Linked DNA regions of Homo sapiens: regions 1 and 2 are each linked to region 3. Evidence: read pairs that join two places in POLR2A ChIA-PET (ENCODE). Cell type or tissue: MCF 10A. All regions are shown on one strand. Links, peaks and the distances in the headings refer to the core of each region. The heading gives the core; the rest is flanking DNA.

Evidence for each region. Peaks named below come from ENCODE experiments on the same cell type or tissue, not always from the same donor. Only the 100,000 strongest peaks of a DNase experiment are listed, where the experiment ranks them.
Region 1: POLR2A ChIA-PET joins it to region 3 with 5 read pairs; 2 of 35 experiments call an interaction of 5 or more read pairs at or near these places.
Region 2: POLR2A ChIA-PET joins it to region 3 with 5 read pairs; 1 of 35 experiments calls an interaction of 5 or more read pairs at or near these places.

Annotation. Positions count from the first base shown.
Region 1 is chr21:18,397,957-18,408,907 of GRCh38, reverse strand. It overlaps TMPRSS15 (transmembrane serine protease 15), which reads left to right and starts at 5,123. Exons shown (of 25, transcript NM_002772.3): 1 at 5,123-5,430; 2 at 10,579-10,709. The coding sequence starts at 5,286. In MCF 10A, for the core only: no CTCF peak of the experiment used is centred there; no DNase peak of the experiment used is centred there.
Region 2 is chr21:18,946,984-18,957,934 of GRCh38, reverse strand. No RefSeq gene overlaps it. Among named protein-coding and RNA genes, the nearest start is that of MIR548XHG, 190 kb to the right of the region's middle. In MCF 10A, for the core only: CTCF peaks have their summits at 5,880 (motif pointing left) and 6,081 (motif pointing left); a DNase peak (open chromatin) is centred at 6,084.
Region 3 is chr21:18,488,582-18,499,532 of GRCh38, reverse strand. No RefSeq gene overlaps it. Among named protein-coding and RNA genes, the nearest start is that of TMPRSS15, 90 kb to the right of the region's middle. In MCF 10A, for the core only: no CTCF peak of the experiment used is centred there; a DNase peak (open chromatin) is centred at 5,872.

The DNA.
Region 1 (10,951 bases), core at 3,841-8,840, 91 kb after region 3:
AAAGGAGGACTAGTTCAATATTCAGTACCAGAGAATAGCACCAAATTTTTATATCCAGCCAAATTTTTCAAGGATCAAAAAAATAAACAAAAATATCCAGTAAGCAAATCTCTTAGATTGCAGTACTTAAGAATCCTCAATGATAAAGACATTTAATAATATTTAAAGGTCCACCTTCTCCTTTGTGCCTAGTTAAGATGTTTATTAAATAGTCCTCAGACTGTGTGTGAATAAAGATGACCACCCCTTTAAAAACCTAAAATACAAAGAATTTGCCAATTAGATCTCAGAATAACATGTTAAAATTATATAGAAAGTCAAAGAAATAATTACCAGTCTTGGAGAAAAGCAAATGTGTATTTCTTAAGCTCATATCAACTTGGAACCATCAATCCTAGGAGTGTTCATTGACTATGGCACTGGTATTTTTGGAGAAAAAAGAAGTCTCTGAAATGTCCAGAAGTATTTTTGACGAAGAATACATATTTTCTTATTTTATATTAGTTTCTAAAAATGTAACTGTATTAGAGATATTTATCTGATTACAACCCAGCCACACAAAATTATTTAAAGGTGAAAGCTGTTTGGGTTTTCTCATCTTGTGTTGAACAGTGAATGAAATTTCACAGAAGTGTTCATGGCTTTAATCTTTAGGAACTCTGCAATTTCTACTGCTACTTCATACAGTCAGAGTATAAAACCACTTATTTGTGAACAAATGAACACTATATGTTGTGCACATGGTCTGTTTGCTTCTATAACATTATCAAGAGCTTATCAGACTCTTAATTTTCTTCTCTGTTCTATTCTTACCCTTTTATTTGCCCTAGGCAAAAATAATTATAATCCACCTTTAGGAGTCTCAAAAACTAAAGCATTGGCTACACCCACTCCATACCCAACTATCCTCAAGTCTCTTTCTACTTCATTATTCACCTAACCAGAATATGTCATTCCTATTACCAAAATGGTACACAACAATTTACTCACTGAAATTTTCTTTAAGTTAGTGATCTTCCCTATCTAGAGCTGTATATTCTCTTTATTTGCCATCCCAAATATGTATTCATTTGTTTCCACTTCACATAAAGCGTTTTATCTTATACGGTTAAATGTCTCAAGTATATGTTTAAAATAATTATCTTATTCTCCTATGGGCATTCAGTGACTTGGCTAATGGGGACATTTTTGTAACTTCTACACTTTTCACAATAGAAAAGCTCCTTCAAGTCCAGCCTGGACAACGAAGTGAGACCTCATTTCTACAAAAAGAAAAAAGCGGGGGAAGAGAAAATTATCTGGGCATGATGGCACACACCTTTAGCCCCATATACTCAGGAGGCTGAGGTGGGAGGATTGCTTGAGCCCAGGAAGCAGAGTTAGTAGTAAACCAAGATCATGTCACTGCACTCCACCCTGGGTGACAGAATGAGACTGTCTCAAAAAAAAAAAAAAAAAAGAAAAGAAAAAAAGAAAAAGAAAGTTTAGCACATAAAGTTTCTTTCAATTTTAATAATTATTTGGTAAGATGAAAATTATTAATAATACCACAGAGACTTCAATCTTATGTCTCCCCTTTAACTTTTGATCTATTTTTTTAAAAATGCAGAATATTAACTCACATGTCCTACTCCTCTAACTGTGTCAAAGTTTATGTGGTTCATTAATGTATTTCAAATATTTTAACAGAAGTAATGCAATACAAATACACCTTGTTGTTCTATTTCTATATTAACCAACCCCTTTTCTGCTCAGAAGTAACCATCATACGGATTTTCTATTTATCGTTTCCGGGTACACTCTTATCCACAGAATTGCATCACTAAACAAATGATTTTCTTTTCTACTTTAGGCTGTGCAACATCACATATAACCCTCTAAACTTGTTTCTTTGCATATAATTTTGTTTTATTATTTCTAGTTTAGTACATACAACTTTAGTTCATGTACTTTAAACTTGTGTATAACATTTTATTCTATAAACATAATACACTTCACTTTTTCATTTTCCTATTGATGAACACTTAAGTTTTCCCTATATTTTGTAGGGCTTACAATTTTATTATAATTGTATTATAATGAATGTTATCTCATTGTCTACTTGTCCCAGATTTAACTGGAAAGAGAATTTGGAGGTCAGATTGTATGTGTGCATTTAGTTTTTCTAGATATTAACCAAATTGCTATTCAACTTGATTATTTGAATCTTCACTCAGACAAGCGATGAATGACACTACTAAGTATTGCTAAGGCTTTTAATTTTTGCTTATATGTCTAAGGTCAGTTTTTTATTTTTATTAGAATTCCATAACTACTACTAACATTGACCACCTATAGACATTTGTGTGCTCCTGTTTTCTTTCTTTTTTGTTTGGTTTTGCCCTTTTTGTCAATTGCCTGCTACTTGTCTTTTATCTGTTAGTCAATAGAAAATCTCTTTAATCTCTGAAGAGTGTTTTTTATTTGTAAGCCATAGCAGCTATTGTAAGGATTCTATACTCACAGGCCCTCTCATTCATCTCTGCACACTGAAGTCAGCTTCCCTGGATGTTCTACTCACACAGAGTAACTCGAAGTGCCAGACTTGACGTCCCAGAAGCTAACCTCAACCAATGAGCATGGCTTTTTGGCAAATGAATATTCCACTCTATTTCCCCCTAAGTGGGATAGCTCTGACACGCGTTCCCACTGTCTCACGCAGGTCCCAAGCAGACTTATGTTCCAGATGCCTATGATGGTAACTGGCTTGATCACACCCAGTCTTCACTGGCTTTATCACCCTCCATCTCTTCACTTCCCAGCCCTTCTCATGGAGGTTTTCTGGACTGCCTTTAAAATAAATGTAAGTACCTCATACCAAAATTTTTGCCTCAGTTCAATTCTGTCATAGCTGAATGAAAACATATGCAGTTTGAAAAAAATTATAAAGAAAAAAACACAAGTCTGTGGCTTAGGGTTTTATTTTTTAGATACACTTTGTTTTAAAAAAAGAAAAGTCAGTGTTACTATTGGCTAAATTTATCAATGTTCTTCATGATTTTTCCTTTTATTTTTGAATCCTTTTCTAAAAATTCCTTCAATACCTTATCATTAGAAAGACATTCTTCTATATTTTCTTCTAAAATTTTTCCGTGCTTTTTATATATGCTTAATCCACCTGGAATTTATGTCTCTTCACGGTGTGAGATGAAGATCTGAAGTTCTTCATGTGAAGATGGAGAACAAATCAATGCGGCGCTATGTATTGAAGAGCCACTCTTTTCTAACCTATTATTAATGCCCTACGTTTTTCATATATGAAGTTTCCATATGCAAATCACACTTATGGGCACTTAATTCCGCTGAGACAGTTTTCTTTGCTGGGACTGATACAACACTCTCTTTATATCACAGCTTTGTAACGAGTTTTGTTACCTGATAGGGCAAGTCCTGTTTTATTTTAATAACTTTTCAAAAAATTTCAAGATATGTGATTTGATTTTTCACATTCATCTGTTTGTTTAATTTCAGTCTGTCCTCCATAAATTATTGCCTTCTTTAAAAAAGCTATTCTTTCACTCATTTGCTTGATACTAAATATAATTATTTAAAACATTATTTGAGGAGAATTTGTGATCGAAAGTGAAAGTTTTGTTTCTGAAACTAAATGCATTATTTTGGGCTTTCAATCTAATATTTTATCCATTAATCCATGCTATGCTTGAAGCAGACATGTGAACTCACTGTCTTCTGCTTTCCTTCTATAAAGTCAAAAGAAATGTAACTTAAAGCGCTATATGATATTCTAAAAAGGGTTTGCTTCTGCACTAGCCATACAAAGAAAACAGTCATTGTGCTTTCACTTTGGCTTTCCAAATTCAAGAGGCGCTTTTTGTAGGTTCCAATTTTATCAGAGGGTCTGGCCTATTGTAATTGTCCCCTAGAATATAAATAAAATAAACTTCTCCCAAGTCCATAAGTGGTGTCTCTGATTTCATATATATATTTCATATATATATTTAAGTCAATTAGCTAAAAATATAAATATTTTCAATGAAATACATTTGTTTACTCATAATTCTATTTTTATCAGCAAAAATTCTTGAGTTTGGGGGCAACAGGCAATTCTCTTCTTTCATGGGTAAAGAAGAAGAAAAGCAGCTACTGTTCATCTTAGCCCATTATAATATGCCACAATTTCAGTGTGTTAGGGGTTTCCAATCTAAAACTTTCTTACCTCCTGCCAGTTTTATTTACCAGAATAAAAGTCACATTGGTTTACTTCAGAATAGATTCGGTTTTATTTAGTTTTAATTTTTGTGTTTTAAAGTTCCTGAACTCATCATTATTCATGGTGTGAATAATCCCAATGCTAAACCGTAATTTAATTATCAGAAAATGACTTTGATTTTTCCATAAAGCATATATCTACAACTATAACTATGATTATCTTAACCTGTTCTCTTGTTCTAATTGGCATATTTAAAGAGATAAAGTCCAGGGCAAGTGAGCAATGTCTTCCCCACCCAGACTATTTTCTTAGAATAGAAACACATATTTTATTCCTCTTATGACAGGTACTACCATTCATTAATAACTGCACAAGGCCATAAAGAGTAGCCATAGAACGCCTTGTTTAAGTGTACTTTCCCTTATGTAATACTGCCTTACATTGCATAACTTCACCTGGGTGACATAACAAAGTTTGCAACACTTTTGATTGTTTCCATAAGGAATACATGTATATGTATATGTACACAGAGAGAGTATATATATGTTAGGCTTTATATACATCTGCACCTAAAAGTTATTTTTAGAAGGTCTATATCAACATATAAGAGAAGTGTCTTAAGAATCATCTGAGTCAGAGGGTAGAAGGTTGATCTGTTAGGAACTCTCTCTATGAATATCAGATGCATGTGCCTAGTGACTAATTTGTCTGTCATGAATTTCACATTTTTCTTAATAGTTCTCAAAATGATAAAATGTCTTTTGTTTACAACATGAATTTAATTTGATTCACCTTGGCAAATGGCCTGTTCAGGTAGTTAACATTTACAACTCTAGGCATCTTTACTCATTTATATCTTCTTAAAGATTAACTACCCTTTTAATGATACTTAATGTATAGAGACATAATTTTGCCAAAGAGACATACACAACTCACTTACACTGACTGGTATGCATGTAGACAGGTGGTTGTTGCTTTACACATCTTTAAAAATTTGAGAGATTTTTCTCTTCAGTTGGTAGAATTATTTATATTCTCTTTCAGTTCTTAAATTAGCAAGCCTTCAAAACCAAAAATGGGGTCGAAAAGAGGCATATCTTCTAGGCATCATTCTCTCAGCTCCTATGAAATCATGTTTGCAGCTCTCTTTGCCATATTGGTAGTGCTCTGTGCTGGATTAATTGCAGTATCCTGCCTGACAATCAAGGAATCCCAACGAGGTAAGTCACATGGAGTTGGCTCGTGAAGGTGCTCTCAGCTGAATGTACACACTTTAGTGTCAGTTATTCTGTAAGTCTATTTTATTCATTGCCAACTAAATGCATTATTTTGGGCTTTCAATCTAATATTTCAAATTAATCTTCATGACAAAATATTTATGTTGCCTTCATGTACTTCTCTGTAGTTCCCTTCAGAGAATATTAGGAAAATTAATTGGTATGTAATTTGAAACTTAATGCAGAATTTAAGCATGAGACTGAGTAGTTTTTAAAATAAATAATGTTAAATAAGTATCTTGGTTTCAACATATAATCAAGTAGATTTCATGGCCCCTGATTTTGTTTTGATATAATTTAAATCACAAACATATTAACATGTTGTTGAATATGTAAGTAGATAAACATGCAAAGTTAACAGAAAATATTGTTTATTTCTATCTTCATTCTCTTATCAGTCTAACCATTTTAATTCTACTAATATAAAATAACTTGGATATAAATGTAGACTTAAAAAGGTCACAAACTGAGTAGCAACTCCGATAAACAGAAAAAGCATAAGAAATGATAACTCTTAGTTAGAGCTAACTTTGTACCAACAGCTTTTAAAATACCTTCAAATGTATTGTGTAGCTACAACATATGAAAGCTTATTGGTATGCTCGTTTTACAGATGAGGGATCTGAGACAGAGACTAGAAGTAACTTGCTTAAGTTCACATTATTAGTGGGTAGCAGAAGTAAGATTCCAAACTAGACAATCCCGCTCTGGAACTTATAGTCCATCTTACCACTTATTCATTTATAGGGTAAATTTAAAAAATTGAAAGCATAGCAATAACCTACGTATTAACAGTTTATTTTCTCTTAAAAACAATTTTTTACATTTTTAAAATGATGAACTTTATATATATATATGTGCATATAAATTCTCTCTTTTTTTTTTTTTTTTTTGAGATAGAGTCTCGCTCTGTCGCCAGGCTGGAGTGCAGTGGCACGATCTCGGCTCACTGCAACCTCCACCTCCTGGGTTCAAGTGATTCTCCTGCCTCAGCCTTGCTAGTAGCTGGGACTACAGGTGCGCGCCATCACGCCCAGCTAATTTTTGTATTTTTAGTAGCGGTGGGGTTTCACCATGTTGGCCAGGATGGTCTCAGTCTCTTGACCTCGTATCTGCCCACCTCGGCCTCCCCAAATGCTGGGATTACAGGCATGAGCCACCGTATCTTTCCATTGTGAGTGATTTTAGTTTTACCTATTAAATTCACAATTGTTGGGTTAGCTATTTTATTCTAGTAAATAAGTAAGTTTAAATTAGAATGTAATGCACATGCCATAGTTTTATTAAATAATTTTAGTATAATTCCTGGTCTATTTAAAAACTATAGACATACACACGGGCTATATTTTAAAGGGAAAGAAAGTGTGGATATTTTATAAAATTATACAAAGTACTAAAATACAATACAGATTGAATTAAACTTTTAGAAAAATGGCTGTTTTGGTCTTATTTAATTGCTGTGAATAACTTGAAGGATCTATAAGCATTTGAAAGTCCATTGGAATCCCTGTTGTTCAATAAACATACAAAGGTTAGTTATTTTACAAGTGAAAGAGAAAATAAATATTTATAAGTGATAATACTGTTTAACAGTGAACAGCTAAATATAAAAAGGGATTCGAGTTAATGCTTTACCAATACATCAGAGATCATAATGCATACTGCTATTTTTTTCTTTTTAAACTATTATTTTAGATTCAGGGGGCACATGTGCAGGCTTGTTACCTGGGTATATTGCATATATTGAGGTTTGGGGTATGAATGATCCCATCACCCAGGTACTGAGCATAGTACCCAGAAGTTAGTTTGTCAACCCTTGCCCCTCTCCCACTTTCCCCTTCTGGTAGTCCCCAGTGTCTATTGTTGCCATCTTTATGTCCACGAGTGCCTGCTGTTTAGCTCCCACTTATGCTTGAGAACATGTGGTATTTGTTTTTTCTGTTCCTGCATTAATTTGCTTAGTATAATGGCCTCTAGCTGCATCCATGTTGCTGCAAAGGACATGAGTTCATTCTTTTTTATGGCTGCATCTTATTCCACAATGCATATGTACCACATTTTCTTTATCCAGTACACCGTTGATGGGCACCTAGGTTGAGTCCATAACTTTGCTATTGTAAACTGTGCTGTGATGAACATGTGAGTGCGTGTGTCTGTTTGGTAGAATGACTTATTTTCTTTTTGATATATACCCAGTAATGGGATTGCTGGGTCAAATGGTATTTCTGTTTTAGGTTCTTTGAGAAATAGCCAAACTGCTTTGCACAGTGGCTGAACTAATTTACATTTCTATCAACGGTGTATAAGTATTCCTGTTTCTCTGCAGCCTTGTCAACATCTGTTGTTTTTCGATTCTTTGGTAATAGCCATTCCGACCAGCATGAGATGGTATCTCATTGTGGTTTTGATTTACATTTCTCTGGTGATTAGTGGTGATGAGTATTTTTTAAAATATTTGTTAGCCACTTGTATGTCTTTTTTTGACAAGTGCTTGTTCATGTTTTTTGCCCAGTTTTTAATGGGTTTATTTGTTTTTTGTTTGTGCAATTATTTAAGATCCTTATAGATTCGGGATATTAGACCTTGTCAGATGCATCGTTTGCAAGTATTTCCTCCCATTCCATAGGTTGTATGTTGACTTTCTTGATAGTTTATTTTGCAGTGCAGAAGATCTTTAGTTTAATTAGGCCCCACTTGCCAATTTTTGGTTTCGTTGCAACTGCTTTTGAGGATTTAGTCCTAAATTCTCTGCCAAGCATAATTTCCAGAATGATGTTTTCCTTTTTTCCTCTAGGATTGTTATAGTTTGAGGTCTTAATTTAAATCTTTAATTTATCTTGCGTTAATTTTTGTATATGGTGAAAGGTAGGGATCCAGTTTCATTCTTCTGCATATGGCTAGCCAGATATACCAGCACTGTTTATTAACTAGCAAGTCCTTTCCTCATTGTTTATTTTCTGTCAACTTTGTTAAAGATTAGATGGCTGTAGATGTGTAGCTTTACTTTACTGTGGGTTCTCTATTCTGTTTCATTGGACTATGTATCTGTATTTGTACTACTACCATGCTGTTTTAGTTACTATAGCTTTATAGTATAGCATGAAGTTGCGTAATGTGATGCCTCTGACTTTGTTCTTTTAGCTTAGGATTGCTTTGACTATTCTGGCTCTTTCCTAGTTCCATATGAATTTTTGAATCATTTTTTATGATTTTATGAAAAATGAGTTTGATAGTTTAATAGGAATAGCATTGAATCTGTAGGTTGCTTTGGGCAGTATGGTCATTTTAACAACATTGATTCTTCCAATCCATTAGCATGGAATTATTTCCATTTGTTTGTGTTATCTGATTTTTATAGCAGTGTTTTGTAGTTATCCTTGTAGGTCTCTTTTATATCCTTGGTGAGAGATATTCCTAAGTATTTTATCTTTTGTATGGCTATTGACAATGGGATTAAATTCTTGATTTGGCTCTCAGCTTGAATGTATTTAGCGTATAGAAATGCAACTGACATTGTACATTTATTTTGTATCCTGAAACTTTGCTGAAGTCATTTATCAGTTTCAGGAGCCTTTTTGCAGAGTCTTTAGGGCTTTCAAAGCACATACTACTTTTAACATTTTTTATACTTTTTTTGACTTCACTTTAGACTTATTAAAAGTTGCAAAAATTGTACAGAGTTCTCATATAACCCAGCTTCCTTGGATGTTAATATTTCGTTTATCCACAGTACAATTGTCACAATCAAAAAATTAACATTTCTACAGTATTGTTAACTGAACCACATACTTTATTCAAATTTCACCAGTTTTTCCACTAATGCCCTTTACCAGCTTAAGATCCAATGCAGATTCCTATATAAGATTTAGTTATTACGCTTCCTTAGTCTCCTTTAATCTGTTGTAGTTCCTCAGTCCTTCTTTGTATTCTACATTTAAACATGCAAACTTCAATGTAATTTTGAGTATTTAAAATACAAATGAAATAGTATAAATAATATGTTACATCAATTATGCAATTAAAGCTATTTAGACTATATGCACACATACTGCCTGAATTATTATTTCTAATTATCCTCTTAATGGGATAGTTTGGTGTCAATGTATTATATAGAGATCCTGGGTTGTAGAGTCAGTCATTTCAATGACCAAATTCCAGATCTGTTGCCTAAGACCTTTACTACCTTGAGAAATTTTCTTAATCGTTCTAAACTCCAATTACCCTATCTCAGAAAAGAAGAAACTACGTCTTCTCGCACCAGATTATTGTGAGAATTATATGTCATTATTATTATATTTACTAATGAGTTCATTATTGTGAGTTTCAGTTGAAGCAATTCATTTTAAACATAAATCAGTGTCAATGAAAATATGCTGATAAAGGGATTATGTAGGACTTAATGACACATTTTATTATCCATGTTTATATTTAATTCGTTAACCTTCTTTTTTTACATTTTTTTTTCCTAGTGAGGTTATCTATTTTCTACAGCATTCTAAATAACGTCTTCAACAAAGACAGTCACCAGCTAATGGCACAAGGTCATGCATGCCATTTTTATAATTATTAGAATGAAAGAAGTAGCCTCAAAGTCATGTTTCAAAGTAACCAAAACACTGAAATCTTCACAGGAATTCATATGTCAAAACCCAGTGGTGTCCCTGGATGCTAGGTGTTCAAGAAGTATCTGAAAGCAACTACAAAACTTTTAATGGTTCACTTCTCACCATGTTTCCCTGAGTCACTTCCCATGATTGGTGGGAGTTCATCAGTCCGTGTATCTTCCAACAGGAATCTCAATAACAATAATAATGAAAATTTGGAAGCTTGGAGTGTGGGTTAGACTTCAAAGAAAAGAAAAAAAATGTTGAAAGAATGGAGAAAAGGTTTAGTTTCCAATCTTTTAAAACAATCAGACAGCTGGTGAAAGAAAGCAGCTGATTTTGAAACATGAGACTACAAAGAAAAAGCAAGAACTACAGAGCTAACACATCAGGCGAGAGCTTTACTTCTATGTCTTAACAGAATGTGCATATTTTCTCCTACTCATAATCCAAAATCTTAGTGTTTTTTCCTTATTAATTTATCTAGGTGCAGCACTTGGACAGAGTCATGAAGCCAGAGCGACATTTAAAATAACATCCGGAGTTACATATAATCCTAATTTGCAAGACAAACTCTCAGTGGATTTCAAAGTTCTTGCTTTTGACCTTCAGCAAATGGTAGGAGACTGACAGCTGGTTTCAAATTTTATAACACAGTTTAACTACTTGCTGAAAACACCATTTTCTCACTGTGAAACAACTAGAGAATAAATGTAATATGCCCAAGATACTCAAATGTATGAGCCCCATTACTATGGAGAAAATTGCCCCAACTCTAAGCAGAACATAAAGATTGCTTTGTATAAATTTTTCAACAAAAGTTAAAATCCTAAATTTAGTATACTCATTCAATCTTTTAT
Region 2 (10,951 bases), core at 3,066-8,065, 460 kb before region 3:
ACAAATTTTAGAATTGTTTTTTAGATTTATGTAAAGAATGTCATTGGAAATGCAAACCAAAACCAACTGAGATATCTTCTCACCCCGTTTAGTATGGCAATTATCAAAAAGACATAATTTATTATACAATTGCTGCCAAGGATGCAGAGAAAGGGACACTTTTATACACTGTTGGTGGAAATATAAATTAGTAAGCCATTATAAAAAACAGTGTGGATGTTCCTCAGAAAACTAAAAACAGAACTATATATCCAAAGGAAAGGATATAAATATATTGAAGAGATATCTGCATTTCTGTGTTTACTGCAGCACTATTCATAGTAGCCAAGACATGTAATAAACCTGTGTCCATCAGAGGATGCTTGGATAAAGAAAATGTGCTATACACATATTGGAATACTATTCAGCCACAAAAGGATGAAATCCTGTCATTAATAGCAACATGGATGGAACTGCAGGACATTAAGTAAAATAACCGGGCTCAGCAAGATAAATATGTGTTCTCATTCATATGGGAAAGCTAAAATAGTTTATTTCATAGAAGTAGTAGGTAGAATAGTGGTTACTAGAGGCTGAGAAAGGTAGAGGTTTGGGGGAGATAGTGAAAAGTTGTTTAACAGATATGAAATTATAACTAGATAGGAGGAATAAGTTCTAGTGTTCTATACACTGTAGGGTGGCTATAGTTAACAACCATTTACTTTACATATTTCCTGATTGCTAGAAGACAGGATTTTGAATGTTCCCAGCACAAAGAAATAGTACGTTTGAGGTGATGGATATGCTAATTACTCTAATTTGATTATTACACATTGTATACATTATATATTGTATTGAAATATCATACTGTGTCCTATAAATACATAAAATTACTATGTATTTTAAATAATTACTATTTTTTACTATTTTACTAAATACTATTTAGTATTTAAAATACTAAAAATTACTATTTTAAATTACTATGTTTTTTAAAATAATAATTTTAAAAGCAGTAAGGCAAAAAATAAAATAGGTGTTTTTATCAAAGAAGCATCAGCAACGAAAATAATCAAGAAAACCCCTCAACCTCAACAAGAAGAGCAAGAATGGAATTCTGACTGATGTTGTTGTGTATGAGAAGCTGAATTAAGATTTTATTTTGGAAAATAGATAAATATTATGTATACTATTCTTTGGAAATGTGCATTTTAACATTTTCTATTATATATGTTGAAAAGAGGAAGACTGACCTTAAAAAATGTAGGGGGTTAGGATGCAGAGATTTGTGGTTAAATTGAAAGTCCATAGCAAATTTTGCTGCTTATATTCCTTTTTTCCGCGGTATTCATGGTGTAAAACAATGTGAGGAAGGAAGTGTCAGGGATAAGAACAAGTGGAAGTATTTTGGAAGGAAAAGCATTATCACAGTATCAGAGATGGGATTTTTTGAAAGGATCTCAGGTTGTCTTTGATGAGGCCATGGCTTGTTGAATAGTTTCAGCTACTATTAGACTAATCCTGGTGGAAATGGGGGATGGAAGCATTATCTGTTAGCTATTTATGAGCTTTCTTTAAAGATTACTTAGTGCTGTCTCCATAACCTTCTTTGGTTCTTAGAATAATGAGATAATTCTAGACACCTGCTCCTTGCAACAGCAAATTTATGTCCCACAATATATGTGGGGCAATATATGTGGAGATACTCATAGACAAATTCAACTGCTGTCATTTTTTATTGTGAATAGTGTAATGACACATTCTTTGATGCTATGTTTCCTTAAGATTTCAATTTATATATCATGTGGATTAAAGTAGCTTTTCTCTACTTTGTTTTTCTCATCATCATAAAAGACAGGAAGAGTAACATTCTCCTATACAACATTCCCATGCATTTCCCTGGGACCAGGTGCTGCCTCATTCTAGTTTATTCCAAAAAAAATATGGCTGACAAGAAGTAAAAATGACATTATTATCTAGAAAATACTGCCTTTGCTCTAAATTATATACAGATATAACTTTATTATACATATATATATTTTTTAAAGTTTTGAAGTTTTATATATATACATATATATATATCTCAAATGTCAGCACAAATTATTTGCTACATAATTCACAACTAAATACAGCACTGAAATTTTTCCCAATTCCATGTTTGAGAATCTCTGCATTAAAAATTTATAATTAGTAAATTTTATGTTTTGAGAGCTGAAATTCAATGGAGGGAAGAAAATGGTGCTATTAGTAAAAATAAAGCACAATTATTTTAAACAATTTAATAAAAATTATTTTAAGTAACTTAACATGTATTTTTCCTGGTGCAATAAATGCTGTGCCAAAAATAAAATCTAAAGACATCTAGATTTTTATCTGGAAAAAAATAAAATAAGCCAAAATATAATGTTTTATAATATTTGGAAGATTTGATTTTTTACACTGTCACATTTTTTATAATCGACTTAAACTTTTATTATATTTTTAGGATAATTCAAACACATAGTAACATTAATTTTGCCCCATACATGTATATATGGTATAAATGCATGATGTATATATTTATATATGACTGTATATTATAAATCCATATAAATTATACATGTACATATATAAAATATATGATATATAGATGCACACATATATTTTATATACATACATATACATATCACACATAGCTATATCTATCCATCTGGTTGTTTTAATACAACTAATTTTTAAGTAGAAATATTTGAAAGAGAAAATTAACGTGATCATGTCCTATTTCAATTATATTAGAATTTGAGTTAAATTATTTTAATCTCAAAGGAAAAAAACATGACTCTAGAAAAATAATTAAAGAATAAAAAAAAACAAGAAACTTATCCACAGTGCACTTTATACTATTCTGAAGCTCAATTTGTTTGTTTTCAAGGTTCAAGGTCTTAATTTCAGAATAGTGGAGAAAACAACCACCACAGCCAGAGAAACTAATCCTTGAAGAAATAAATTGTTTTAAAATTACCACTCAGAACAATACAATTAGGATGTCGTTTTTGCTGTTTAAACAATAAGCTAAAAACTCAATTGCCGTATTATTCAGATGAAATGTAATCAACAGGTCCAAAGGTTAGTAGATTGCAAACACAGCCTCAAAGTTTCCCTGCTCTACTCATTTTCCTTGCATTGCAACTTGCAGCTTCTGTCATCAAGGGTGCAGTCTGTTTTCCCACTGACTTTCAGTGTGACCATGTGATTTATCTTGCACAATTGAAAAGTAGCAAATGTAGCACAGCTAGAGGCTTGAGAAGTGCTGACACCTTAATGTTCACTCTCTTATTGCATTTGTAACCCTGTAATCATGTGAATAGATGCATGCTAGCCTGCCTGATGATAAGCCATTACCTGGAGAGGGGCCTAGTCAATAGCATTCTCAGACAAGGCCTTCATAATCCAGCTTGCCTTGGCCACCAATCATATAGCTTACCACAGACAAAGAAGCCAAAAGAACCAACAACTGAGCCCAATTAAAACTGCCAGTCTGCGGAATCATGGGCTGAATCACTGGCTGTCATTAAAAGACACAAAATTCTGGAGTTGTTACGTAGGAAATTTAACTGACAGAAAGGCTAAAGATAAATACTAGCTCAACGTAAATCACATTCAAGCTCCTTGGATAATATATTACAGGGCATCCTCATAAGACATTTTGTAAAGGCTGAAGCTGCTGTAGTATTATATATAGGCAAATTTTGCAGATAAGAATACACACACATCACTGAAAGCTACCAGGATAGTATCTTGTAGTGGGTCCTCACAAGAACTTTTATAGAAGCTGAATTCACTACAGAATCATATATTAGCAAAATTTGCAGATAGAAATTTAGATATAGATACACAGGAGTACACGTGTGCATACACAAATAAAACAAATAAATAAAATGGAAAGCTACCAGAATAATACCTTTTAGTGGGTCTTCACAAGAATTTTCATACAAGCTGAAGTCACTGCAGTAGCCCATATAGGCAAGTTTATATTTTGTTGATCTATGTTTCCAAACCGAGGTTTTGATTTGCTTTTGCTACAGTCTATTTTCTAGGTAATAGTGAATAAAAGATGCATGAAAAATAAGTGTTATCCTATGAATTTCAATAGAGTTAGACATTAATTATATGTCAATTTACATTACTCAGGGAAACCCTTTCAGTGTATAGTTCATATGTACATATGTGTATATGTGTATATAATTATGTCTCTAACTGCAAAATTTCATGTGGTAACAAACTCATAAGTATTAATGCTTCTAATATGAAGATAAGAGATAAAAAAAGCTCCTAATAAAAATCTAAGAAATGTGTTCTGAAACTTTTTTTTTACAACTCTTGCTTTTTATATTTCCTTCTAGGTTTGCCTGTACTCATTTCATCTTTATCTCACCTGAGCTTTCGAGATAATAATTTTATCTCAGAGAGAGATTGAAGTCCATTCTCTACAAACTTTGAAACAAAATTATATTGTTAGGTTTAAGAAATATGATATACAATAAAGAGGAAGATGATAGAATTGTTTTGGAGGATTTTGCCTAGGCTACTCTGTTATTAATGTGGCTGATATATTAAATCGATAAGAACTGATAACAAAAGTAATGTTCATAAAATAAACTTGGCTAAGCATAAAAAATGTAAAAGAAATTAATAAAGCAATTCTGTAGAAGATAATATTTTTAATAGATAATACTTGATGGACAATATATTTTAAATACATAATCGCAAGAAATGAATATTGCTACATAAGTACTATTATCAAGTAAATTGGGTGGCATTTATTTTAAATTAACATTAGCAATCTATCAATTATAAAGCAATCTCTTGACTCGGGACCAAACTTTTATCCTGCGTACACACAGAAATTTGTTTCTAGAGTCCTTGGTAATTGCCACTAAATAGGTGTATTAGTGAATAAAATTAGGCTGCGTAAATAAACTAAACATTTAACTATAGCCAAATACAGCACATAACTAATTTAAGAAAATACTAGATTCTTTAATATTAAGATCTATCCTTTTATTAATATTTGTAGGTTTATATTTGATTTCTAAGAGCGCTGTATTTCTGAATCAGTATGTGGAACATTGAAGACAAAGTTTTGCTATATTTTGTAATAACCAAGATTTCAAAAATATTAAAAGAGTAGTGTAGGCAGGACTTATAGAATGGTTGAATAAGGAGAACAGTGGCCCTTTTTTCCAGCCTTTTAACTGGTGAACATTTTAAAACACAATCATTTAAAGTCTGGAAATTGTCCAAAGGGCATATAGCAAATGCTAAAACATTCAATCAAGAAAATCTACTAAATCTCAGTAAGAGCAGCAGCCAGGTGGGGCATTTGAGTCATAACCCACTGAGTTACTGCACTGCCCTCTCCCCTCAGCTTCATGTTTCATCCCTGGAGGGGCAGGTTGCCTGCTTTTCTTACCCTCTACTACCAACCGCACATTGCAGAAGCTCCATTCTAGGCAGGTGTGGTATAGAGCACCAGCTATGCCTTTTTCCATCCAGCTCCCACTTTCGGAGCCAAAGGTGGCCCCAGGTGTGGCAAGCTGAGAATACTGGGGCCCTAATCACCCCACCCCATCTTTTTCAAAGGACTTCAATTTCACATCATGAGGGGCAAGCCAAGAAGACCAGGGTCTGCTACTTCCCACAAACACAGGCACAGTTTCGGTCTAATTTGTTTGTGCTGCTATAACAAAGTACGTAAGACTGAGTCATTTATAAACAACAGAAATTTATTTTTCACTTGTCTTGAGGCTGGGAAGTCCAATATCAGAGTGCCAGCAGTTTTGGTGTCCGGTGAGGGCTGCTCTCTGCTTCCAAGATGATGCTTTGAACATTGCACCCTCCCAAGGGACAAACACTGTGCCCCCACGTGGCAGAAGGGAGGGAAGAGAGAAACTTGTCCCCTCGAGCCCTTTTATAAAGCCCCAGTCCATTCATGACGATGGAGCCATCATGGCTTCATCCCCTCCTAACGGTTCTACCTCTTAACACTGTTGCATTGGGGATTAAGTTTCATCATGAATTTTGGAGAGGAACATTCTTCATTCAAACATTCAAACCTAACGCAAACACTGCCCTCTACTGGAGTAGGGATGTGACTCTGGAAAAGGCGGGTGTCTACCCTCAGCTCGGGTGCAGTACCATGTAAGTTCTGACGAGAGAGAGGTCAGGACTTAAGGATAATGAGCTCCTCAGCTTTGTTTGAGGGGACTGACTTTATTTAGAACAGAGAATGAAGAACTTCATCTAAAGGCATTGTCAAAAGTAATAAAGATCTTGGTGGAAAGCAATTAAGAGTAAAGTGGCATTTCAGTGATACTAGTAAGACAGGAGAACAGCCAGAAGTTTAAAAGAGAAAATCAGGGGAAAGGACAGCTAAGAAGAGCTGTCCTGAGATCAGAGGCAACCCTGAGCATCGAGAAGGCTGTGCGCATGCGCTGGTTTGCACCCACGCGGAAGTGATCAAAGTGGGAAAAGGGAAGGATTTAAAGCATTCTTCATGTTGCACAATGACCCATCAATACAGGGGGAGGCTCACCGACACAAGGAGCTTAAACACGACTTCTGACCAAAGGATGATTGAACAATAAGCTACTCAGATCAAAAGATCTAAATAACTACAAAAGATCAAAAATAAAACCACCCACATCCATGGCTGTGGACGCTGTGTGCCTGTTCAAAGCTGCAAGGTTTATGAAGCAATCAGAGGGGGAACCTCCAAAGTACTAGTACTTGGCTAAGACCAAAAAAGAAGTAAATTCCCTAAATAATGATAGCAGTATCCAAGCCACATTCATAGTTGGCAATAAAGGGTTCGAATCTAACTAGCTAAGAGGAATACAGCACAATCTTTAAATAATAAATAAATTTTACTGATAAAGGGGTAAACCCTGAGTAGACAGGCTAAAGATAAAAACAAGCAAAATTTAACTCAAAATTAATTATAGACCTAAATGTAAGAATAATAATTATAAAACTCTTAGAATAAAAGATAGAAGTAGTTTCTTAGGTTTAAACTCTGAAAAACACAAGTGACAAAGAAGTAGATCAATGGGGGTACATCAGAATGTAAAATTTTTGTGCTGCCAATAACATCATCAAGAAAGTGAAAAGACAGCCTCCAGAATAGAAGGAAATATTTGCAAATCATGTATCAGACAAGGGACTTGAATTCAAAATTATAAATACCTCTCATAATTTAATAATATGAAGACAAATAACTCAATATAAAAATGAGAAAAGGGTTTCAATAAACGTTTCTCCAAAGAAGATATGTAGACTGCCAATAAGTACAAGGGGAGTCTCAACATAACTTGTCATTAAAGAAATGCAAATCAAAACCGCCAGGGGATACTACTTCAAAACCACTAGGAGGGTGTATTAGTCAGAGTTCTCCAGAGGGACGGAACTAATAGGATAGATGTATATATGAACGGGAGTTTATTAAGGAGAATTGACTCACACGATCACAAGGTGAAGTCCCACGATAGGCCATCTGCAAGCTGAGGAGGTAGGAAGCGAGTAGTGGCTCAGTACAAGTCCGAAAGCCTCAAAAGTAGGGAAGCCAACAGTGCAGCCTTCAGTCTGTGGCCAAAGGCTCCAGAGCCCCCGACAAACCACTGGTGTAAGTCCAAGAGTCCAAAGGCCGAGGAACCTGGAGTCTGATGTCACAGGACAGGAAACATCCAGCACGGGAGAAAGATGAAAGCGCACTCAGCAAACCAGCTTATCTATCCCATCTTCTTCCGCCTGCTTTGTTTTAGCTGTGCTGGCAGCTGATTGGATGGTGCCCACCCACATTAAGGGTGGGTCTTCCTCTCTCAGTTCACCTGCTCAATGTTAGTCTCTGCAACACACTCACAGACACACCCAGAAACAATACTTTACCAGCTATCTATGCATCCTTCAATCCAATCAAGTTGACACCTAATATTCACCATCACAGATGACTATAATAAAGTGACAGAAAGCAAGAATGGGCAAGATTGTGGAGAAATTGTGGAACTCTCACACATTGCTAGTGGGAATGTAAAATAGTTCCGCCACTTTGGAAAACAGCTTGTCAATTCCATTTCTAGGTATACATGCCAGAGAAATGAAAATTCACATCCACACGAAAATTTCTACATGAATGTTCATAGGAGCCTGCTTCATAATAAATACAAAGTAGAAACAATCCAAGTTGCCATCAGCCGGTGAGTGGGTAGTTTACATGTGGTGTATCTATACAATGGAAGAGTGTTTCACAACAAAAGGGAATGAAGTACTGACATATCACACAGCATGGATGAATCGTGAAAACAATATACTAAGTGAGAAAAGCAATTCAGAGAAGATGACATACTGTATGCTTCTATTTATATGACATTTCCAAACAGGTAAATCTATAGAGATAGAAGGTAAATTACTGATAATGAATACGAGGTTTCTTTTGGAGGAATGAATATCTACTAAAATTAGACTAGGGTATGGTTGTACAATTCTGGAAATATGCCAAAAAAATTGAATTGTACGTTTTTGTGTGTCAGTTGTATAGTATATAAATTATATCTCAATAATGCTGTGAAAAAAACTCTGGCTATTATTATTAATACTTTAATGAGGAAGTGAGCACTGCTTTAATTATCTGAAGCCAGAAACAGAGTATATTGTTTTCCCATTTCTGTAAATTAAATTTCCTATATCAAGACAATTTCCAAAATAAACTACACCTAATCTAGCAGCTCTCAAATCAGTTTCTTAACTTAATACTAAAATATTCATGAAGATACAGACTAAATAAAAGCTCAATGTATAAAAATCACAAAGAAAAAAACAAGACTAAGAAACACATGCTGTCAAGAACTTTAAGGAAACTCCATTTTTCTTAAGGCATAGGGGCTTGCATTGGAATCAAATATAATACAGAATTGACCTCATAAAACATAGTCTAACTAAATAAAAACAGGAAGATACCCTATACTTCTTCCATCAGTAATGACAACTTCCACAAAACAGATCATTGGAAGGTCTGTGTATAGTTCGATGTAGGGATCAGGATAGAAGCAGCACAGGCTGAACAGATTGGCAATTGCACTATTTTCTAGGACATTACCTCCATACAAAGGATTCACTCTGTGAAGGAGTAGGGATAAGAAACATATTGTTGCCAAGACATTGTAGGAAATGTAGTTTTTAAAATATTCTGATAATGTAGAGCATTGAAGAAACTGGACATGCTCTGCAGCTCACACCTGTAATCCCAGGACATTGGGAGGCTGAGGCAGGAGGATTGCTTGAGGCCAGGAGTTCCAAGACTAGCCTGTGCAGGATCCTGTCTCTATAAAAAAATTAAAAAAAAATTAGCCAGGCATGGTGTGCACACCTGCAGTCATAGTTACTTGGGAGGCTGAGGTGAGGAGTTCAAGGTTATAGGGAGCTAAGATCATGCAACTGCACTCCAAAGAAAGACTGTCTTAAAAATAAAAATAATTAGTTTGAGAGATGGCAGAGAAAGTCAGTAAGATCAAACAGACTTACGAAATAATGGAAGCCTACTAAAAACTGAACCTTGAATGTGAGATTTTCATTAGTGCTTTCTCATAAGCTGTGTACCAGAACTGCAAATGCAGTACTACATAGATAGGGACGGTGACCTACGTATGTTCAGAAAGAATCCATTTTTATAGTATGCTTAAGGTAAAGCAGAAACAGGGGAGGATGACACTGCAAAAGTAAAATATTTCAGAAAAAGGGAGAAGAAAATAGGAATACCAGAGGGTTCAATGAAGGATCAAAATAAATGGTGCCATAAAATATTAAAAATTTTCAATAAATGTAAATAATACACAATTGGATTCTTTAGCCAGAAACATGAGCTTTATTGTGTCTCCTCTCTCTTTCTTCTCTTCAATGTTGAATCATCACAGAGTACTGTTGTAACCAACAGAGTTATACTTTTAAAAATAGCCCTCAAATCTACTTACTTTTTTCCATCTCCCGTTCACTGACTCAAATTATTATTGGTGGAACGCATCTGTACAGGTCTGCAGCAACTTCAATTCTTGCTTCCTCAGTAGAAAGAATTAGACTGAAGGGTATAAGGCAGAAAAAGAAGACGGAGCCAAGTTTTAGAGCAGGAGTGAAAGTTTATTAAAAAGCTTTCGAGCAGGAATAAAAAGAAAGGTACACTTAGAAGAGGGCCAAGCTGACCTCTTCTTGCAGGACAAGCACCGCATGTGACTTTGGACTTAGGGTTTTATATGTTGGCCTGCTTCCGGCACCTTTGTGTCCCTTTTCCATTGATTCTTCCCTTGGGGTGACCTTCCCGCATGCGCGGTGACCTGCTGGCACTTGGGAGGTGAGTCTGCTCAGTGTGTTTCCTGGAGTTTATGCGTGCTCACCTGAAGCTTTCCTTGGAAGCTTCTTCCCTTTACCTGCAGCATAACCCTGGAGGGTCATATACCAGTTAAACTCCGCCATTTTGCTTTTTAATGAGCATGCTTGAGCCCATTCAGCCAGCTCATGAGATCTTATCAGGAAGCTGCTGATCACCAGCTTCAAGTGTTTCCTATCTATAGGGAGACTGCCTTTTTCTGGTGCTGGCTGTGACCAATTAGTATTTTATAGAGACAGTTAACAACAGCCTGACCATCACGTGCTGGTCATCAGACTTTCCTGGTGGGGGGGTGGGTGGAGTCCTCCCCTGCTCTGCTCACGCCTGACTAGCTACCTCCTGTAACAAACTGAAATTCTGCCAATTTCTAGAATTGCATATGTGCAAATTTCTTAGTCTAAGTTTTAGTTCACTCATCTGTAAATGATGTTAATAAGTATCTCGTCATAGAAATAACTTGTTCCAATGGAGTTTGGAGGAGAATTTGGTGGAACAGGTGGAACATTAATGATAAATCAATTAACAGAGTATATGGCATATAAGTAAGAATGTTATTAAGATTCA
Region 3 (10,951 bases), core at 3,681-8,680:
GTTTCTAATACATAAAGATGTTCAAATAATAATTATGTACTAGGGGCTTATTTATATATGTAGGAAAATGAGCCAAGTCTATTTGCAGTTTAATTCAGTTAAGTAAATGTTTATCAAATATCAATTAGTGCTGGGTAGTGAAGATACAGTAAGAACTATGCTACACGCAAAAATCATTTCTCTAGCAATTGTTTTATTAAAATCATATCCCATAAGTTTGTAATATTCTTGGATATTAATAATCTTTCCACATAACAAAGAAGATACCTAGAGTATAGGTAAGTTAAAATGTGAGTAAGTGCATTTTGAATATCAGGAGTACAGCCCTGCTAAGCATTCAGCGCTTAAATCTTAGAATGCCTGTCAACATCTGTGATGTTCTAAACCACATAGTGTTTATGAAGACATAAATACATACACTTCAATTGAAAATACAAAACATAATTTAGTAAGAATTAAGATTTTTAGAACTTCCAGGGCATGCCTATAATTTTGAGATCATATTATACAAATTTATGTTGTTTTTATTAACTCCTCAGTTATAATGAGTTGTCAACATGTACTTTATTCTTCTAGACCATTTTCATGAACTCCTCAGTTATAGTAAGAGTTGGTAAGATGTATTTTGTTACTCCAGACCCATTTTGCTAACACATTCAGGCTGCAGAGTTGGCTAAAGTGGTCTCCATGAAATGATTTTCAATGTTCAGTTTTGCTAAGTGTCTTCCATTGGCCACCTCAGACTCTCTCTCCATCCTTCTCAGCCTTGCTCTGGGCACTGGAAGCCTGCTGTGTATGTCTTATCGAGGTGGTGTTTCTTGCCCTGAGATGAATTAAGGAAGAGAAGAATTGACTCTCTAGCTTGCCTTCCTCTGTGGCTTTGCTGTTATCTCTCCATCAAAGCTGGCAGCTCCTAGAAGGCAACCCTCTCCACAAAGCCTTCTGTGTCTTTGGGTTCAAATAATTTCATCCTGTTCTCACCCTTTGGGGCCTTGCTAAGAGCAATGTTATGAACTAAATTGTAACTCCTCTAAATTCATATGTTAAAGCTCTATTCCCCCAGTGCATTAGAATGTGGCTGTATATGGAGATAGGGCCCTCAAAGAGGTAATTACGTGAAAAGGAGGCTCTTATTATGGGCCCTAATCCAGTCTGACTGGTGTCTCTATACAATGGCAAAAAACGCAATTACTTTTGCACCCACCTAACAAGAAGAGAAGATTAGGACATGTATGAGAGACCACGTATGCAGTGCAAAGAGAATAGGCTATATGAGGTCACAGTGAGCAGGTGGCCATCTGCAACCCAGGAGGAGGCCTTGGGAGACACCAACCCTGCCAGCACCTTGGTCTTGGACTTCCAGCTTCCAGAACTGTGAGAAAATAAATTCCTGTTGTTTAAGCTACATAGCCTGTGATGTTTGGTTATGACAGCCCTAGCAAGCACCCTTACCACACTACCACTTTCGCTGTCCTGTATCCTGACCTCACATTTGTAAAGAGTCACTTTGTTACCTTCTCTTGAATTTCTCAGTTTGAATGTGCTATATAGTTCCTAAATGGATTCAGCTTTCCATGTATGTATTAGTCCTGGTTTTATAAAGTTTATGACAATGATAGTGTATTAGTTTACTGGGGCTGCCATAACAAACTGATAGCTTAAAACAACCTAAATGTCTCTTCTCATAGATTCGGTGACCAGAGCTCCTAAACCCAGATGTCAAGAGGCCCCTTACTCCCCCTGAGGGCTCTAGGAAAGAATCCTTCCTTGCCTCTTGCAAATTCTGATGGCTCCAGATGTTCCTGGGGCTGCATTACCCAAGTTTCTGCTTCCATTGTCAGACGTCCTTTCTCATGTATCTTCTCCCCTTCTCTTCTTTTCTAAGGATATTTTACATTGGATTGAGGGCTCACTCTAATTAATCAGGATTTTCTCTTTCAATATATTTATTTAATCACATCTGCAAAGATCCTTATTCTAAAAAAAAGTCACATTTGCATGTTCCACGTGAAAATATCTCTTGGAGGACTACCACTCAACCCACTACCGATAGAAAAATAATCTTCAAAGGGATTTAATATCATCTTGCCTGATGATGTCTTCTATTCAACGTAGAATCTCTCTCTCTCTCCCTCTCTCTCTCTCTCTCTCCATCGATAGTAAAAGTATCATAATTAGAATGTATAGGGTCCTATTTAATACAGAAGTAGAGTTTGGTAGTATGATTCTACATGACTTGCCTTCCCAACTGAACATAAGGCACGTGAGTGCTTGGGGCATATAAAAATGTGAACTACATTAATTAGAATACATAAAATATGTATTTACTATATGTGGACAGCCACATACGTAGACAACCATGGACGTCCATAATTTATTGACAAAGGTATAAAAAACAGTGTTTTTTTCTTTTTTATATTATTTAGTAAGTGAAATTGGCAATAGTAAGAGGATAGAACATTTTAACAAGTATATAGGAAACCATAGTTACTGAAGAAGAACAATTGGTGACTGATTCAGAGTATTTTTTATACTTACATGCAAGGCATTTATTTATCCAAAAAAAAAAACAAAGAGAAATGATTCTTAAGAATCAATATTATGAATCATGAAGTAACGAAAGTTAAAATTAGAAGGTTATTTAATGTAATCCTTTATTTTACATATGAGAAATCCAAGTGTATATGTATCAAGCCCTTTAATCCAGGCTTAGGTTTCCTATTGAAATTCCACACCACCTATGAACTCTTTCATGTTAACGGTATTATTTATTTATTTCTTCTTCTTCTTTTGTCAGTTGGGAAGGAGAACATTTGCAGCTACTCTTTTGTATAAAAATTTACAATGTCTAAAGGGACAGATATAAACACACAAGCCACAAATTGATCTCTAAAACCGTAGCTGGTCAATTATGGCCAGAGAAATATAAACCTAGGTACTTTTCATGTATTTTTCTTTTGAAAAAATCATTTCTCCCTGAAGACTTACAGTCTAAAGAAGTTCTCCCAAGTTTTTGAATAACATAAGGTTGTAAAGACACTCTTTTAAAACCTGATAATAGCACTTAATGAAGCCATTGTATACCAGTGAGCAGTTAATAAAAGTTCTGGAGCCACAATGTCCACAACAAAATAACTGGATAACTTTGTTGTTTTATTTGTATTACTTTATCTACATTATTATGCCCAACTTAAACTACCCTTATTTCTCTAAATAGGGGGTGAAGAGCAGGTTTGTCATTCTCTAACCTCTGAAACATTTAATTTACATGAGATGTGAGGACGCTTTACCTTTTGGTCAGACATAACCGTTTACATTACAATTATTTTGAAGACAGTGGACTTGACAGCATGTGAGGAATGTTTAGTATTGCTTCATGACTTTCTGGCTATGCATAATTATAACATAAATCCTGCAATTAAACTCTCCTTTATGAATTTTAAGACCTCTTTGGAAGATAGTAAACTTTATAGTTGTCCTTTCAAAAAGTAACAGATTTAAGATACTTTTAAAAAAAATTTTTTATATGTCCCCTTAATTTGTCCTTCCTCCCCGGAAGAATGAGACTCCAACACTAAACCAGTATGAAGTCTGATGCCTCAAGAAATGACCAGGCAGACAGAAAAACAAGTGAAAAAATAATCAAAGCATTTTCTCTTAGGAGGCAGTTAATATTTGGCTTATATTTGATTCATACACAGATTCAGACATTTCTATTACATTCATATTCATCAAAATGCCTGCTGAAAGCTGACACAAATATTGAACACTCCTTGAGTATTTCAGCAGGAGGCTGAAATCCATGTCTGACACTGTAGTGCAGTGATTTTTTATGTTGTGACTTGTGGCTCTCTAGGAAGATGCCAGACACCATATGGTGGTAGAGTCATTAAATTCTTCCCAACTGGACATGTAAGTTAACTTCATGCCCAATTCTTTATTTACAAAGAAATATGCCTGTTAAAGGAATTATGAATAATGACTTGACGACTCTAGGACCTTTATATACAGTTATCTTTGTAATAACAGTAATCGATACGATGTTTAGTATCAAAACCAAGGATATGTAGATAGCCATGGAAGTCACCCACATAACGTCAAGCCAAGGCTGTGAAAAACAATATGCCTTTGTTTTTTGTTATTTAGTAAGCGAAATTGGCCATGACAAGAGCATGGAACATTTATTTCTATTTGGAGAAATGAAAATAAGGTGATTTTAATATCTAAAGATTCCACATAAAATCTAAATACATTCTGGCTTCTCTTCATTGTGCTATGAAACAAATACAAATTACAGGTAGGAAAATTGTAGTTTTACATATTTGTGAAACTCAGATTATAAATACGTTCACAAAATGCCACTACAGTCTGCAAGGACTCTGCAACAGGACTTCTGCTTTTCCACCAATAATATCTGCCACTGACTGTATGTGTTTCATTGTCTTCCAACTCTCCAATCCAAATTAAGATTTTTTTTCTCCCATGCAGCACTTTGTACATGTCACTGGTAAAGAATATATACCTGGAAATAATTTGTGTTTGTATATTTCCAAGTGTCAATTAAATTCATCTTTGCACCCCTGTCCTATGCGTAACACACTATAAGCTCTCAGTATATTTTACCGAATTGCTGGTAAATCTAACCATGATGAACCTTATCATTTTCTTTTACCTGAAGACTGCCCATAAGCAGTGCTGAGATCTTGGGCAACTAACTCATTCTTTTTAGACCAAACTCCTGATCAGCAAAATTATGATGATGATGAATGATTGATTGATTGATTTTGCAGACATAGTCTTACTATGTTGCCCAGGCTGGTCTCAAACTCCTGGTCTCAAGCAATCCTCCTGCCTTGGCCTTCCAAAATGCTGGGATTAACCACACCCAACCAGCAAAATTAAATGTTTGAACCAAAACTATAATTATATGGTTCCAAGTTTAGAAAGTTTAGAACACCAAACGAATATGTAAAGAATAATCTTTTTTTTTTGTTTTGTTTTTTGAGACGGAGTCTCACTCTGTCTCCCAGGTTGGAGCGCAGTGGCGCAATCTCGGCTCACTGCAAGCTCCGCCTCCAGGGTTCACGCCATTCTGCCTCAGCCTCCCGAGTAGTTGGGACTACAGGCGCCCACCACCAAGCCCCGATAATTTTTGTATTTTTAGTAGAGACGGGGTTTCACTGTGTTAGCCAGGATGGTCTCGATCTCCTGACCTCATGATCCACCCGCTTCTGCCTCCCAAAGTGCTGGGATTACAGGCGTGAGCCACCGCGCCCGGCCAGGAATAATCTTAATTTCAAGCTAAATAGAATCATGGTCTTTGGAAAAAGTATTCAAGATTAAGAAAGACATAGTTTGTCTTCAAAACACCAAAGAAAATCTATATCTTTAACATGGGCACATAAAATCAAAGGCCTAGTGATTATTCTTTTTTTTTTTTTTACATTTTTTTTTATACTTTAAGTACTAGGGTACATGTCCACAACGTGCAGGTTTGTTACATATGTATACATGTGCCATGTTGGTGTGCTGCACCCATTAACTCGTCATTTACATTACGTATATCTCCTAATGCTAGTGATTATTCTAACTAGCAGCTACATATGCACTAGTTAGCACCACAGTGAAGGGCTAATTGGTTTGGGAAAGAAAGAATTACTCCGAACTGCCAAATGCATATGATATATACTGATTGGTGAAACAAACCTAGTGCATGATTTTGTCCCACTGTTTAGCTGTAGTTATTAGTGGCTGCCTACCTCTCCGCCTCCAGCAACATCATTGTCTCTAGAGCTCCTGAACCCATTTAGTTTCCATTCGCTGCTTGCCTTACTGCCTGCAGCTGTATTAACACATCCCAGAAGAATTCGTTCCCATCAATTACAGCAGAAGTTGTAGTCACTGTTCTGTGACACATCAGCACGACCGTGAGCAAACCGGGAAAAAAACAAAAAAAGTCAGCTCATGAGTCATTGCAATTAAGATACTGAGATATAGGAAGAGAAGAAAAATAAAAGGTGCTTCTACTTTGCAAGATGAATTATTTGATACCTAAGATGTTGCTAGACGCAGAGTATAATAACGCTCCTGGAATGATAAATGTACTTAGGGTTAGTTAAACTTTCGGAATGAGACTAAATGGTAAGAATAAAAGGAGGTACAACATTACAGAACCAGACTAATTATTTCAAATCCTTAATTGTGACTCCCTTGGGCTTTAGTCTTAGAAGGTCAGTTTTCCTCCTAGGAATCTCTTGTTAAATGTTTATTCGTGCTACTAGAAATTATGTGAAATGAAAAATGCCAGGCACAGATAAACATTGTGGTGTTACTAAGATTTGAATAATGGTGCTAGAAATGAAAGATAATATTTTCTAAATTTTTTATTATTATAATTACTTATGACTTACATGGTCTTACAAAATGTTAAAGGCAAATGAATCCCTGAAGATCACACAACTACATCATTTCATTCATGAGAGCACTGAAATGCCTTACCTCTAGACTCAAAGTACATTAGCGTAAAAGTGAGAATAGAAAGCTATGCAAATGTTTATTGTTCTTTCTTTCGAATTTTTGTATGATAATTTTGAAAATAAACATTTCAAGGGGAAAAAGGTTGCTGAGGTTGGGCTCTGCCTCTGTGTGTCGTGCCCACATTATATTCTAATAACCTGACTTTGCAAGAAATCACATGAGATACTTAGTTGATAATGGGACAAAGTATTTTATACTTGGACCATGTTGAAAATCTAGGACATGCAGCTAACTACAGGGGGAAATGTTAATAGGAAGATGGTATGAGCTATATTGATTTTATAGCCAGCTTAAGAGGAAGAGGCCCACAGCCAGTGGATGTCTCAAATAGATGGGCCTTCAGGTCCACATCTTGATCTTCAGGCTTTTACAGCTCACTAAAATCCTGCATTTTCTTATCTATGGATCAAGTAATAACCTATATTTCTTTGGATATTATTTCTGCTGTCCAGATCAGTGCCCAAATTTTATCCCATAGAACACTAACTCCAAAGGCTGAGAACAGTGAAAACAAGGGTTCTTAGTTAAACACTGAAAAATAAATCCTTTTGGAATACATAGTTCCTATTGCATACTGAAGATTCTGGAAGGTCCTGAGACTCCAATTTAACTGTATTTAACTCAGCATTCCCAAACTCTTTTCAGCATACCTGTCAATCTCCTACAGAGGGCTCTTCCATGGAACATCAGCTGAGGATAGATTACTTCATTTTAGCATTTCTAAGATAAATTTTTTTTTAACCTTTCAATGTAAGATCTGTAAAATTAGAGCACATCCTACAATCTGGGTATGGTGCCTGTCAATCACAGTCACTCAGGTGGTAAGCATGCTATTGCTGTGGACCTGTGAACCCATTCAAAGCTGTTCATTGTCATTTTAACTGAGTTATGTGTATTATTGGTATGACACAAGTTAAATTTAATTGCTATTGAATATAGCCTCAGGAAGACTTAAGTGCGTTTCAGAAATGAAACAATAAGTTTATGTGCATTCAAAAAGTCATAGAAGGAGAGCAGCAATGTGTAGGTGATATTAGTGGAAAAAAAACACTGCTGGAGGAATTCATATTCAGGTGATAAATATGAAGAGTTTTAGGAATAAGTGAATCTATTTTTAAATTAATCTTAAAATTTCTATTAACAAATATAAAACTAAAATTCTGAGTATAAAAACAGGAAAGCTAACATTTTACCTCCCATTTCAGAGGCTCCTTCCTTTGCATGTTGGTATAGATGGTGATAGTCTCACTCTCAGAGACTTTATACTCTAAGTTCATAGTTGATATACCTGAGACAATTATGATAAAAATACCAAGTTACATATTTTCAATGGCTACCTTATGTAATACACTAAATAAGTGCGAGGGCAGAAAGATCTGTAGGACAGAGTGAGATACAAGAGATGTGGAACAGTCAGCAAAGGTGTCAGTGAATGTCATTAATTTAGGTCAGTTTTCATGTCACTTTCTCAGGGAACCTTCCATCACTCAATGTAAAGTAGACTCCAGGTCACTTTCTATCCCAAACTCGGTTTTAAATTCTTAAATAGCACAGAAGCACTATTTTATACTTTCTTGCTAAGGCATTTAGAATGCAAGCTCCATGAAAGAATAGACTTTGCGTGGTTTGTTTAAAACTCTCTCTCCAGCACCTAGCACTTAGTAGGTCTCTGGCTCTTAGTAGGTGCTTAAAAATAATTTATAGAATGAGTAAATGACTCTGAATCTAAGAAAAAGAGTGACTGCAATAGAAATAAAAATAAAGAAATTAGTGAATAAGACATTTTAAAATATTTGTTTATAGGGCTTGGTAAAGGGATCTGGAAACAGCAAAAGCCAGATGAAAGAAATATAAATTACTTATAAGGTTTGGTAAAGGGATCTGAAAAATGCAGAAGTGAGATGAAAGAAAGACCCAGAGTTCCAAACATAGGTGGTTTAGAAAATGTTGTGAATACTTGCAGGGAGCGGGGTGGTGGAGAAGGACATCAGAGCAGTGAGCCTCTCTGGATAGGTAAGTAATGAATTAGCTCAATGTTATATTTTCCAAACGTGTGGTGAATGGGAAATAGTCATGATAGATCAAGTATGTAATTAGATATGGAGCTGAATTTCAGGTGATAACAGATCTTTTGATTAATTAGGATACGTTATTTTATGCTAGCCATTGGCTAGGTCTTGTACATAGATACAGTGACTAAGAGACAGGCCCTGATTTTGAGAAATTCATCAAAGTAGAGATAGACAAGCATATACATGAGATGAGTAAGATTGATTTATACTGATTCAACAAAACACTGACGGTGAATTGTCAGATAGAAATAAGAGGCCTCCTGGAAGACAACATACCCTGAGTATGTCAAATACTGAGTATTTCAAAGACGACGTACCCTGAGTATACAAAGACAGAAAGCTTGGCCTTTGGTAGAGGGCTATCATTTAGACGTGTCTTTCCTGGATTTATCACAGGAGAAGAAGATGGGAAAGCAGCAAGTAAAAACTGAAAGGAGTCACTAAAAGTGCTGTAAGACATCAAAGCCTAGTGTACCACACAGAGGACAGAAGGATATGTGTATCCACTTTTTTTCTTACAGGGCTAGGCATCAGTGGAAGCTTATGAAGGATATGGCAATGGCCAGGAAACACTTCACTATGGCACAGAAGTAAGAACAGACACAGCTAACTTTGCAATCACTCCCTCTTGTAATTCCATCTTAGCCATCCTTTGAGTCAACTAGAGTAGGAGTCCCTAACCCTGGCCATGGGTCAGTATTTGTGCATGCCTGTTAGGAACTGGGCTGCAGAGCAGGAGGTGAGCAGCAGGCAAGAGAGCATTCCCACCTAAGCTCTGCCTCCTGTCAGAGCAGTGGCAGCATTAGATTCTCATAGGAGAATGAACTCTATTGTGAACTGTGCAAGCAAGGGATCTAGGTTGTGCATCCCTCTGAGAATTTAACTAATGCCTAATGATCTGAGGTGGAACTATTGCATCCCCAAATCATCCCCCACCTCTACCCACTTCACAGAAAAAATGTCTTCCACGAAACCTGTCCCTGGTGCCAAAAATGTCGACCACTACCTTAAAGTCTCTGGTTCAGAGATTCTTCCTTTTTGTGGTCTTCTGTCCCCAAAATGTCCCCTCTCAAATTACATGGCCAGTCATCATAATCCCTGAAGTACCCCTGATTCCTTTCTGTTCTTGCTTTACTGGACTTGATATGGTTTGGCTGTGTCTCCAACCAAAACTCACCTTGAATTGTAATAATTCCCACGTGTCAAGGGCAGGGCCAGGTGGAGTTAATTGAATCATGGGGGTAGTTTCCTCCATACTGTTCTCGTGGTAGTGAATAAATTTTAGGAGATCTGATGGTTTTATAAATGGGAGTTCCCCTACACAAGCTCTCTCACCTGCCACCATGTAAGACGCGACTTTGTTCCTCAATTGCCTTTCGCCATGATTGTGAGGGCTCTCCAGCCATGTGGAAGTGTGAGTCAATTAAAGCTCTTCCCTTTCTAAATTACCCAGTCTCAGGTATGTCTTATTAGCAGCATGAAAACAGAACTCTTTGGCAAAACCATAATGATGGTTAAATTCAACAATACAGCAACTTCTGTGTCTACTTCATATCTGCATCTATCTAGCAAAGTAAAGGTGAATAAAAAAATACACTGACTGCTGTCACTATAAATTAATAGCAATAGACTTTAAGCAAACCTTTAATGCTGGCAGACGTCACATCACATATTGTTGGTATGTTCATGCCTCCACATTCTCAATAGTATTTGACACGCTCTCTCTCCTCGAGCTTCCAGTATCACACCCCTACCTTTGTCCCAGTTGCTGATTGTGCTTGCTGTTTCACTGAGAAAACTGAAGCAATCTGAAAAGAGCTTCCACATAACCAATCACAACACCTATTCACCCATAAGTCTGCATTCACTTCCCTGCCTTCCCACTTCTTAGAGTCAGGTCTCATCTTCTCTTGCCAACTTAGGGATATAACACCAGAATTTTTTCCTTCTGCTTTCTCCTACATACTCAATATTTCACACTCTAATTATTCTGATTCAGATACAAACATGCTGATCATATGTCTCTGATTTGAAACTTTCCCCACTATTACCTGACTTATTTGCTATCCTTTGCAGCAAAACTCTGCAAAAACATTGTCTCCTCTCACTGTTTTTAAGTCCTCTTCTCACAATCTCTCTTAAATTTAACTGAGACTGTGCCCATGATTTCACTGAAACTGCCTTTGATACTATCCCTAACAACTTTCATATTGCCAAAAGCAATGGTACATTTGTGTTTCCTATTCTACTTGACTGATCATCAGGATTTCACTCAGCTGAGCCTTCATAGGCATAGTTTTTTCTCTTGATTTGTAAGATACAAGATTCTCTTCATTTTTCTC